Linked DNA regions of Homo sapiens: region 2 is linked to region 1. Evidence: chromatin loops called from intact Hi-C (ENCODE). Cell type or tissue: ovary. All regions are shown on one strand. Each heading gives the region's core, and the rest is flanking DNA. Links, peaks and the distances in the headings are about the cores only.

The links. Peaks named below come from ENCODE experiments on the same cell type or tissue, not always from the same donor. Only the 100,000 strongest peaks of a DNase experiment are listed, where the experiment ranks them.
Region 2: a loop joins it to region 1, with 2.2 times the contacts of the local background. A loop is called at or near these places in 6 of 110 quality-filtered maps.

What each region holds. Positions count from the first base shown.
Region 1 is chr16:79,612,219-79,617,603 of GRCh38, forward strand. No RefSeq gene overlaps it. Among named protein-coding and RNA genes, the nearest start is that of MAF, 14 kb to the left of the region's middle. In ovary, for the core only: no CTCF peak of the experiment used is centred there; no DNase peak of the experiment used is centred there.
Region 2 is chr16:79,705,543-79,710,927 of GRCh38, forward strand. The region is part of intron 2 of LOC105371356 (a long non-coding RNA gene); the gene reads left to right. Among named protein-coding and RNA genes, the nearest start is that of LINC01229, 62 kb to the right of the region's middle. RefSeq lists an enhancer at 2,592-3,091. In ovary, for the core only: no CTCF peak of the experiment used is centred there; a DNase peak (open chromatin) is centred at 2,527.

The DNA of each region.
Region 1 (5,385 bases), core at 101-5,100:
ATATTACTATATAATATAGTAACATATATCATATCATATCATATGGTATCATGGCAAACACTGGTAAATGGTCCATCTTTGTATCTATCCCTAAAACATCTGTTGTGAGTGTGTCTTAGGGAGCTGTTGAGTGAGTGTTGACCAGCTGACCAAGTGACTCATTTTATGGGCACAGTGTGAATCCTTAGATCCAAGAAGATTGCTTCTGTCATCGCAACATCATTATTATAACATTCTTGTTTGTTTTGGTTTCACAAGAATAGCAAATCATTAAAGGAGGAAGTTAAAGGAAAAATCAGGTGAACTGTAATTTCTAGAAGTCTCGTTCTCTGGTTTCCAATGGTGGTGGGTGTTTAAAGATGTTAGCCTGAACCTGTGTCCTTAAGCCTATCTTACTGGACAGACATTATTTGAAAGGACTGTTTCCAAAACCTTTCCACTGGTAGAAAAGATCTGAGCAAATCTGTTTTACAGACAGGTGGAATAGGAATGAGATGGCAAATGCAGATGATACAGAGCTTTTGGACTTATTACCAGTCCCCGACACCTCCACCCCTTAACCTTTTTAGAAAATGCCCTTAATTCTTTGGGAATTTCTATAACTAACCGTAAACTGGTATTTGCTACACACATATGCAGCAGTGTGTTTGCAGGTTGTTTGTGAGTGTTAAAGCACACAGGGCAAGCTGAGAAGTAAAGGTTTTGTGTTGCATTTGATGATCAAACATATGCCCTCTTCGGCCTTCTCAGGGCACTGGCATTAAGGCTAGTAAATAATCTTGGGTTTCCTTGTGTCTCTCCAGCGTCCCATCTTGTAGCCCAGTATTACGTGAGGCACTTAATCAAAGCATAAAAGCAATTATAAAACGCCCCTGAAATTACATTCATATCTGTAATCAGAATTGCTAATATCTCCCCTCCCTCCACCATCCTGGTGTCATCTGATTTTCATTCCTTTGAGGTGACTAAGAGTCTAGTCATTAATGTAACACCCACCAACTTTATTGGAAGTTACCGTCAGAAAGATCTGTTTCCAAAAACTCTGTGAGCTGAATGCAATTACAGTGCTGGTTCTTCTTGGCCATTGCACAAGTCTGCACATACTCTTTGTACTAGAGTCTCTTTCTAAACTTAAGCACCAATGAGGTTGCTGTCTATTTTCTATGTCATGGGGAGGAAAGATTTGGTTTAAAGTTATTTGAGGTCTGGCACAGTGGCTCACGCCTGTAATCCCAGCACTTTGGGAGGCCGAGGCGGGTGGATCACAAGGTCAGGAGATCGAGACCATCCTGGTTAACACAGTGAAACCCCATCTCTACTAAAAATACAAAAAAATTAACCGGGCGTGGTGGCAGGTGCCTGTATTCTCAGCTACTTGGGAGGCTGAGGCAGGAGAATGGCGTGAACCCAGGAGGCAGAGGTTGCAGTGAGCCGAGATCATGCCACTGCACTCCATCCAGCCTGGGCGACAGAGTGAGACTCCATCTCAAAAAAAAAAAAAAGTTATTTGAAAGAGAAATGAAACTTCTAGAAGCTATCACTCTATTGCCTACATTTTTACCTTTCCAATAACATTGGGATGATTTGGTAGTAATGTAATAGTGATGATGATTATGGTCATGGTAATAGTAAAACTACCAGCTTACAGGAAATGCAGGCGATAGAGAAATGATGCAGACCCTATTATGAAGCCATAATTCAAATGGATAATTTGGGAACTTCTCTAAGACGAATGTTCTGCTTTCTTCAACAAACAAATGACCTGTAAAAGGGAGGAGGCAGAAGGGGGTTCTGTTACAGATGAAAACAGGCCTTATTTTAGGTCTAAAAGGAGTGGCCTGAGCCCAAGGAGGTAGCAGCAGAATGGTGGGAGAGCTGGCTTGCTGGGGCAGGGTGAGGGACGCTGTCCACACTGCACTTTTCACCTGCCTCAAGGGTCATACTATCAACCCAGCCATGGTGCCTGCGGGTCTGGGCTTCCTCCAGCCTGGTGCATCCTTTCCTCCTCCCCACCTTTTCAGCCTAGCTAACTCACACTGATAGCTGAGACTTCTCTCCTTCCTTGAGAGGCCCTTCTTTGACTACTACTTTCTTATCTAAGTGGGATGATGTATCTCCACTCTGCTCTCAGGGCCCACTGGCATGGCATTGGTGATTGTACATTGTAATTATATATGTATTTTAATTTTTTAAATTTTGGGGTAATTGTAGATTCACGTGCAGTTGTAAGGAATAATACAGACGGCTCCTGTGTACCCTTCACCCATTCTCTCCCAGCATTGACATTTTGCAAAATGACTGCAATAGCACAACCAGGAAATTGACATTGTTATAATGTACCCAACTTACACAGATTTCACCAGTTTTACATGCACTTGTGTGTGTGTGATTTCATTCTGTGCAGTCTTATCACATGCATCAATTCCTGTGATCACAATCAGCATTTCCACAGTCAAGATACACGGCATTTCCATCACAAGGCTTCCTCATGCCACCCTTTTGTCACTGTCTTCTTACTTACCTATTTCTCTCATGATTTTGCGAGTGTTTTGAAGCAGAAGCCTTATGTTTAATCTCTGTGTCTTGGTTCCAGCAAACTCAAACCAGCACCTGGCTCCTAGGGGTCCTGTAAATTCCTATGAAATCGATTCAAATTCTACCAGAGAAAGAGAGTAGATCCGGGATACTTTGTAGAAAAGTTTTGGCCAGGAGGGAGAGAAAAACATTCCAAGGCACAAAGCACTAAGAAGATACAACATTACAGGACTTTTTCCTCTATGGGACTATGAAAATCCTGGTGGTAACTATGGCTTTGTATTACCTTTAAAAACCACCTACTCATGCAAACCCCAGAGGGAACAGATTTCTGTGCAAGACCAGGCACAAACACCAGGCTTTTATTTTGTGGTCTCAGTGTGGTTCCTTTTGTGTCATCATTCCATGTATATGGGGAGTTTGAGGTTAATTTATTTGGAAATCGAGAATTCATCACACACTTGACCTGTATGAGGCTTCACCTGGTCAGGGGTCAGCCTCCGTTGTATCTGGGAAGGATTCAGGACATGGGGACATATCAGGCCTGCAGAGGAGAGTGACTTGAGCAAGCAATTTGGGTGCTCAGACAGAGTATCAGGATTTTTCTTCTCTAGACCCTCTCATGACAGACTTGGAAGGAAGAAGGCTTTCATTGGTTCCTTGCCCCGCTCCTGAATTTCATCCTACTAGTGGTAGAGTTTTCAGAAAGTATCTTAGAGTAGCAATGCTCTTCAAATTACCCCATATAATGGTCATGCTCTTATGAGACACATGAAGCCATGCATGCAACATCAGAATCTCTAGGTTTTGATGAATGAACAGATACCAACATGTGTCAGATGCGGTTGAATTTTCTCCAAGCCCAGGTCTTGAAAGGCCAGTGACCAGCTGATCTATTATTAAGATATCAGAGCTACATGTCTGTTCTTTACTTATTAAAAGCTTGTTGTATGTCAGGCTTTGTAATAGTCTGGGGGATAAAGGGATTAAAAAATCCTGTTATTCATCCATATATCATTCCATATATTCATCCATCCATCCATCATCTAGCCATCCATCCATTTTTAGGTGTACAGTCCAACAGCATTTTTTACTAGTTTCAGAGAACATGTAAAAGGACACTAAAACAAGGTGGCTTTTTGAGCTTCTCTGCAATATCTTCCAGACACTAACATGTTTTTGCCTCTTAGACACATGGACCCCTTAGAATATATGTGGAATAGCCTATTGGTAACAAGAACCAATGTTATTTGTTATTTTCTTTCTGCATTAAGTAGGAAACAAACGAACATCTGAACGGAAAGTTAAGCTGTTTTTGTGGAGATGACCTTCCACCCTCTACCATGTCACTAAACTTTCACAAGGCCTCATGGTGCTGGAACACATCTCACAGATAGGAGTTGGGTCCATGCTCTCATTCTCATTGGTCTCCCTGTTGTTTCATGAGAACCAACTCATTTGCATGGAATTTAATACTCTCTGCAGGGTCTAAAGGTGTGTTGAGCTAGCTGAGGGACCCATGTGCTCATCTGAAATAACAGATCGGAGTGCTGGGCTGTGTTCTGAAGTTCACTGGGATGGAGTAGTTAAGGCTGGAGTTACGCACATATATACTTACATAATGTATAGGGTTGAGGAATAACTCCTGCCAATATATTCAGGGATTGGGCTGTTCTCATTGTGTGAAGGGAGTCAATACTGACCCCTAGCCAGCAGTTAATTTTTTATGTTTGTGTTTTCCAGAAGTGAAACTCTCATGGGAGACACATCTCTCTCTTTCTAGGCTTATATTTATAAATAAATATATACTATATATTAATCTCACATCATATGTAATTATCTTTCACATATAATATATGTGTTTGTGTGTGTGTGTATATATATACACATATATATATATATATATATATACACATATATAGATATAAATATAAAATATTTTCCTCACTGGTATCTATTTAGATCTCTAGGGCCTTGTATCATGTATGGAATGCACTATGATTATTCAGTTTCACATGAGAAGGAATACAATTTCTCCTAAGCACTTCACTAAGCATTCACAAGGCCTCATGGTGCTGGAACACATCTCACAGATAGGAGTTGGGTCCATGTTCTCATTCTCATTGGTCTCCCTGTTGTTCCATGAGAACCAACTGGTTTGCATGGAACTGAATACTCTCTTCAAGGTCTAAAGGTGTATCCTGAACCAGTTGGGGGATCCATGTGCTCACCTGAAACAACAGAGTGTGCCAGGTGAGCTTCCAGTGAACACTCCCATCATTCTGCACCAGGGGCTCTCCTCCAGCTATTAGAAATAAAATCTCACCGGCTGGTCACCCAGTTTCTTCAAATACAGGGATATGTCATAACTGAAAGTGTCCCTATTGCAAAATTCTTGTCTATACAAATTTTAGACAGGGTTCTTAGGTTATGGAACCAGAAGTCAAGGAGGGAGAAGGCACACTGAACCAATGAAAGAGCAGGAGCAAAGATTCAGGAGAAAATAAAGCCAGTGCTTAAAATTGTGCCCCTGCTGCTGTCTCCTAGGCACAGAGAGCAGGGACACTGAGATGGGTAGCAGGAATTGCAGCAGAGCTGATCAGGGTAATGAGCTGTGTTCTGAAGTTCAGATGAAGTAGTTAAGGCTGAAGTTAAGTGCATATATCCTTACATAACATTAAGGCTCGAGGAATAATTCCCACCAACATACTCAGGGATTGGGCTGTTCTTATTGTGTGAAGGGAGTCAGTGCTGAGGCCTTGTCTTAATTAACCCTCTGATATTATCAGTCTCTCTAATGGATCTAACCTTTAAAGGATTTGGGGAGAATTGTTTCAACTGTGTAAGCTT
Region 2 (5,385 bases), core at 79-5,078, 93 kb after region 1:
TCCTTTCAGTCCTTTCTGTGTCACTAAGTTTTTCATTTTCTTCTATCCTTTTTCCCCTTTCTTTTCTCTTTTCCTCATCCTTCTACTATTATTTTCTATAGAGAAGATCATACTCTATGCCTAGTTTTCATTTTTTTTTTCTTGCCTATGCTAGTGTATGTAATTTCTAGGATGATTCAAAATTTTCCGTGGACCAATAAGTCTCTACAAGGGGCAATTTTATCCCCCAGGGGACAGTTGACAATGTGTAAAGACATTTTTAATTGTTACAGTTAGTGACAACTAATTAGAGGTAGTGGGTAGGGGTTTTGCTTTTGACATCTAGTGGTTCAAGACCAGGGCTGCTGCTGAACAACCTATGATACACAGGGCATTCCCCACCACAAAGAATGATCCAGTTCCCAGTGTCAGTAAAACACCAATGTTGGAGACCTCACAGTAGATGTAATTTTTGATGGTTCTATGGTTTGAAAGTTTTTCATTTAGTTAAACACCAGTCCTCTATCGTTCGGTGTATAAGTTATCACAAATTTTTTTAGCTAATACAAATAACATTGAACACATTTAAGTGTTTCAAATTAACACATTAGTATTCCTCTCTTTTCTGTAACCACTGAGCCAAATTAAAGCCATGGGTATTGTAAATGCCAAAATGATTATGGCTCTTCAGTACGATAAGCCCCTCAATGCAGAGCCAGTAGTAATTCTTTATGCTCACAAGGTTTATCACATGTTCTCAACAAAAGATGACTGTCTAATGGTTAGTTATGTGAATAAATGCTTGTTGGCAGTGAAGGTTATTCATTTTTCTCTCAACAACTTTCCCTTTTCCCCAACTTTCCGTTTAGTCTCTTTTCATGAGGTCTGTTGGCCCCTGAGACCAGGAGTTAGAAAGCAGATGCCGAGTCACATCGTCACTTCCTGGTACTCTGCCAACGTTATGGGGATGTCAGCGACATTGGTATTAGTGTGTCATTCACTATAATAGATCAGCAGCTGGGCTGGGCATGGTGGTCACGTCTGTAATCCCAGCACTTTGGGAGGCTGAGGTGAGTGGGTCACTTGAGATCAGGAGCTCGAGACTAACCTGGCCAACATGGTGACACCCCCATCTCTACTAAAAATACAAAAATTAGCCAGGCATGGTGGCACACACCTGTACTTCCAGCTACTCAGAAGGCTGAGGTAGGAGAACCACTTGAACCCAGGAGACGAGGTTGCAGTGAGCTGAGATCGCGCCACTGCACTCCAGCCTAGGTGACAGAGACTCTGAAAAAAAAAAAAAGCGGGAAAGAAAAAGAAAGAATGAATGAAAGAAAGAAAGAAGAAAGAATGAAAGAAAAGAAAGAAAGAGAAAGAAAGAAAGAAAGAAAGAAAGAAAGAAAGAAAGAAAGAAAGAAAGAAAGAAAGAAAGGAAAAAAAAGATTAGCAACCATAGGACAGAAAGACATCTGAATAAATAGGATTTGAGTGGTCTATTTTACAGATGAGAATGCTAAGGCCCAGGGAGAAAATGCCTCCACCAGAGCCACATAGCTGATAAGAGAGGTTCATTCCTCTGTGGCCAGTACTCTGTGCCTTCCAAGTGAGTAACCCTGCAGAGGCCTGCTGGGGCTTTTCTCTGTGGAAGCTGGAGGAGCTCTGGACGTCCGTAAAGAAGCCTTTATGTCCTACCTGGTGTAGCCTGAACTGCAGACCTGGTCCCCAAAGCCCAGGACGCTCCTAGAGTCAGCCCTGCCTCTCCTGAGCCAACGATAGGCCAAAGTTTCTCAAAGAGTGGTCTTGAGTTATCTACATCAAAATCCCTAAGACTCTTATTACCTTCAGATTCCTAGGTCCTACTGTAAATGCACCAACTATTTCATATCAGTTCCCTACCAGATTCTCAGGCATGCTTAAATCTGAGAAGCATTGAGTTAGAAAAGGGGTTGACACATTTTTTTTCTCCAAAGGGCCAGACGGTAAATACTTTAGGCTTTGTGGACAGTATAGTCTCTGTTGCAAAGTCTCAACTGGGCATTGCAACGTGAAAGCAGCTACAGGCAATACATAGATGGTCATGTCTAGATTTGGCCTATGAGACATAGTTTACCAGCCTCTGGGATAAACCATTCAGTCAACCAAAATAGCTTGAAGCCTGAATTCATATGTTAGCCTCATTTATTCTCATTTCACAAAAGGAGATGCTCTTTGAGACACTGGATACATATTGGGAGGCCTGGAAATGATTGCAAGCTTGGCTCAGATCTAACTGTATGGACTTGGCAACTCTGTTCCTTCACTAAGACTCAGTTTCCCCATCTTATAACAGTTGACCCCTCAGCCCTCAGTCAGCCTCAGCTGGCATGCATGTCCCTTGACTTTCTCCTGCAATTGATGGCATCTTAGAGCCTCAGGAGCATTTGTCTACTGCCTGTCCCTGTGTGTCGGACGGAAAAGGAGGGCTTTGGCCAGCCTAGGCCTCACTTCCCAGCAGCTTCCCTGAGCACCTCCAGGCTTCTCGGCAAAGGCTAGAGCTCAAAAGGCCAAGAGTGAGTCACAGGGCGGGGGTGCCAGAATTTGCTTTTCTCACTCCCTCTCTCCAGGCTTTGCCTTCCAAGACACTGGGCTGGAGGCCCTGGCGGTGTGGGAGGAAGGGGCAGCCCTCTTCCCAGCCCCACCTGTGTGCCACCTTGATGGCTCTCAACAGGCGGAGTCTGCTGGGCTCCACCCACAATCCTAAGTCCTCTTCTCCATCCTCATCTGCCTGTCCGGGTTCATCATGCCCAGTAACCATGGGCAAATGCCCATAGGGACCACAGGGATCAGATCTCAGCTTTCTCTCCCAAACTCTTCTCTCTGTACCTATCTTCTCTGTTTAGCAAATTCCTGCTTATTCTTCGTGTGCTGCCACTTCCAAGAAGCCTTCCTGGGTTGCTGAAGAGGCTTACTCCACTACTCCGTGATGCTTTGGTTGCCCTCACACAATCCACCTTTTGACCATTTCTCAGCACTTGGACTATTGATGTTGTTGTTGCTGCTGTTATTGTGAGTCTCTCACATAGGCAATGGGTGTGTCCATGGCAAGAACTGAATCTTACTAATTTTTATATCCCTTGACCTCAGTGCAACTTGTACACACTAGGAGCTTAATCATTGCATGTCAAACTTATTTCATAAAGGTAGATTTCATTTGGTGCTCAAAAGAAAATTAAATAAGGCTTTCTCTACCAGGTAGCAAACTTATGGAGCTTATTACCCCCAAGAAGTGGATCAATACAACTATGAATGCATTACAGAAAAAGTAAGATACTGAATGCTGAGGAGATCCAAATGGATTGTGATCATTTTTAGCCACCTTTGCTTTCACTTTACTTCTCTTTATTCATTAAACGCTTCGTTCTCCTATTGGTGGGCATCATCCAAATTTGTTATCTTGAGTCTTCCTTTGCTTTGATTTCTTTGTCTTTATAATTGAAAGCCTCAGATTTGAGAAAGTCTCAGAATCTCTTAGCTTGGTAAAAGTTCATATTTCAAGGTCTACCCTGAGAGAGGGGGAAGTAGTAGGGCTTGGGTGGGTCCTGGAGGTGCCTTTATAACAAGCTCCCAAGGCTACCTGCAGGCAGGCGGTTTGTGCGTCACTCTACCCTTCCCTTCCTGGTTGATTGACTTTTTTCTTTTTTTTAAGTGCCAGTTCTATGCCCAATACTGCTGTAGGAACTGAAAATAGAGTGGAGACCCAAAGAGTGGTCCTCCCTTCATGGGGAATGCATGCTGCCCTTCCCTCCACTGGATCTTCCATGACATCATTTGAAGACCTCCGTGGTCAGGCTGTCCTGGAAATTTCTCATCAATGTGTTCAAAAGGCCATTGTTTACTCTCTCTCCAAATATCAGCTGCCCTCCATGCCACCCTGTCCTTGACTTCCCTGCGTCTATCATGGTTCCAGCATTCTTCTTCCTCCTTCCCCCAGTTGCCCACCCTGTGTGTTGTTTGTGCATTATCTACTCTAACTGTGCAGGTATCAGGCCTTTTTGATTCTTCATCCTTACCACTTGTCTCTTCTCATGTCTCTGGTTAATCACAAACAAGATCCTTAGAAGTTCATGCTAAAAGCCTGCAGAAGACACTTCATTTGCTTCCCTCATCTTTTCTTATTTTAATTTATTCAAATTGATCTTCAAGTGCTGTGTTTCTGAAACTATGACAAGCACTAGAATTATCTGGAAGTCCTGTGAAAATGAGATTCCCTGTTCATTGCTCTGCAGGGTCACCTGAGATCTGGCAATCTCACATGCTGAGGCTGGTGGTTCGTGGATGTCACTTTGAGGGGCAGGTCCTAGAACACACTGTTTTTACTTTGTAAGTCTCCTTCCTTTTTCTCCATTGGCTGTCACCCATCAGCTTCAACCCTGAAATTTAGACTGGCATTTACAGCTTAAACCTGCCAGTGGTCTTCTCATTGAATTTTTTTCTCCTCCTTCTTAGACTCTTTTCTTTGCTTCACAGGTCTCCTTCCAGCCCATTTCCCCCATCTTTGCTTTTGCTACCTTTCACATCAGAAATGTTGTCATCTTTCCCTTGATTCTTTGAATCTTTACCTAACTCATATGGTTTGGCTGTGTCCCCACCCAAATCTCATCTTGAATTGTAGTTCTCATAATCCCCAGGTGTCATGAGAGGGACCCAGTGGGAGGTAATTTCATCATGTAGGCTGTTAGTCTTATGCAGTTCTCGTGATAGTGAGTGAGTTCTCATGACATCTGATGGTTTTATAAGGGGCTTTTTCCCCTTTCACTCTGCACTTCTTCCTGTCACCACTTGAAGGAGAATTTACTTGCTTCCTTTTCTACCACGATTGTAAGTTTCCTGAGGCCTCCCCAGCCATGCTGAACTGTGAGTCAATTAAACCTCTTTCCTTTATAAATTACCCAGTCTCTGGTATGTCTTTATTAGCAGTGTGAGAACAAATTAATACACCAGCCTTCCAGTTAAACTAAAGCTCTATTTCCTCTACTTCCCCAGACTACAAGTCTCTAGCCAGTCTCCAAATTTCCAACACACCCACTTCCTGGTGCATTCCTCTGATATATCTTACTAGCTGACAATTTAGTGGTGTGTTTACTGCCCAACTAACTAGACTGTGAGCATCTTGTGGCCAAGACTCCATATTATTTATATCACACTCCCTGGCACACAGTTAATATTAAACAAATAACACCACTAATAATAGTTGTTTTCATATTTTAATGGAAATCAGGACTTTTGGTTGAGACCACTAAGTTTTTTGGAGAAATCATCATAGGTACTTACATCTTCCTATACACATGCTTGTCCCTCTGCCAGAAACACTACCTTTATGCACAGTTGACCTTTGCCTGGTTAACAATGGCTTATCCTCTGGGT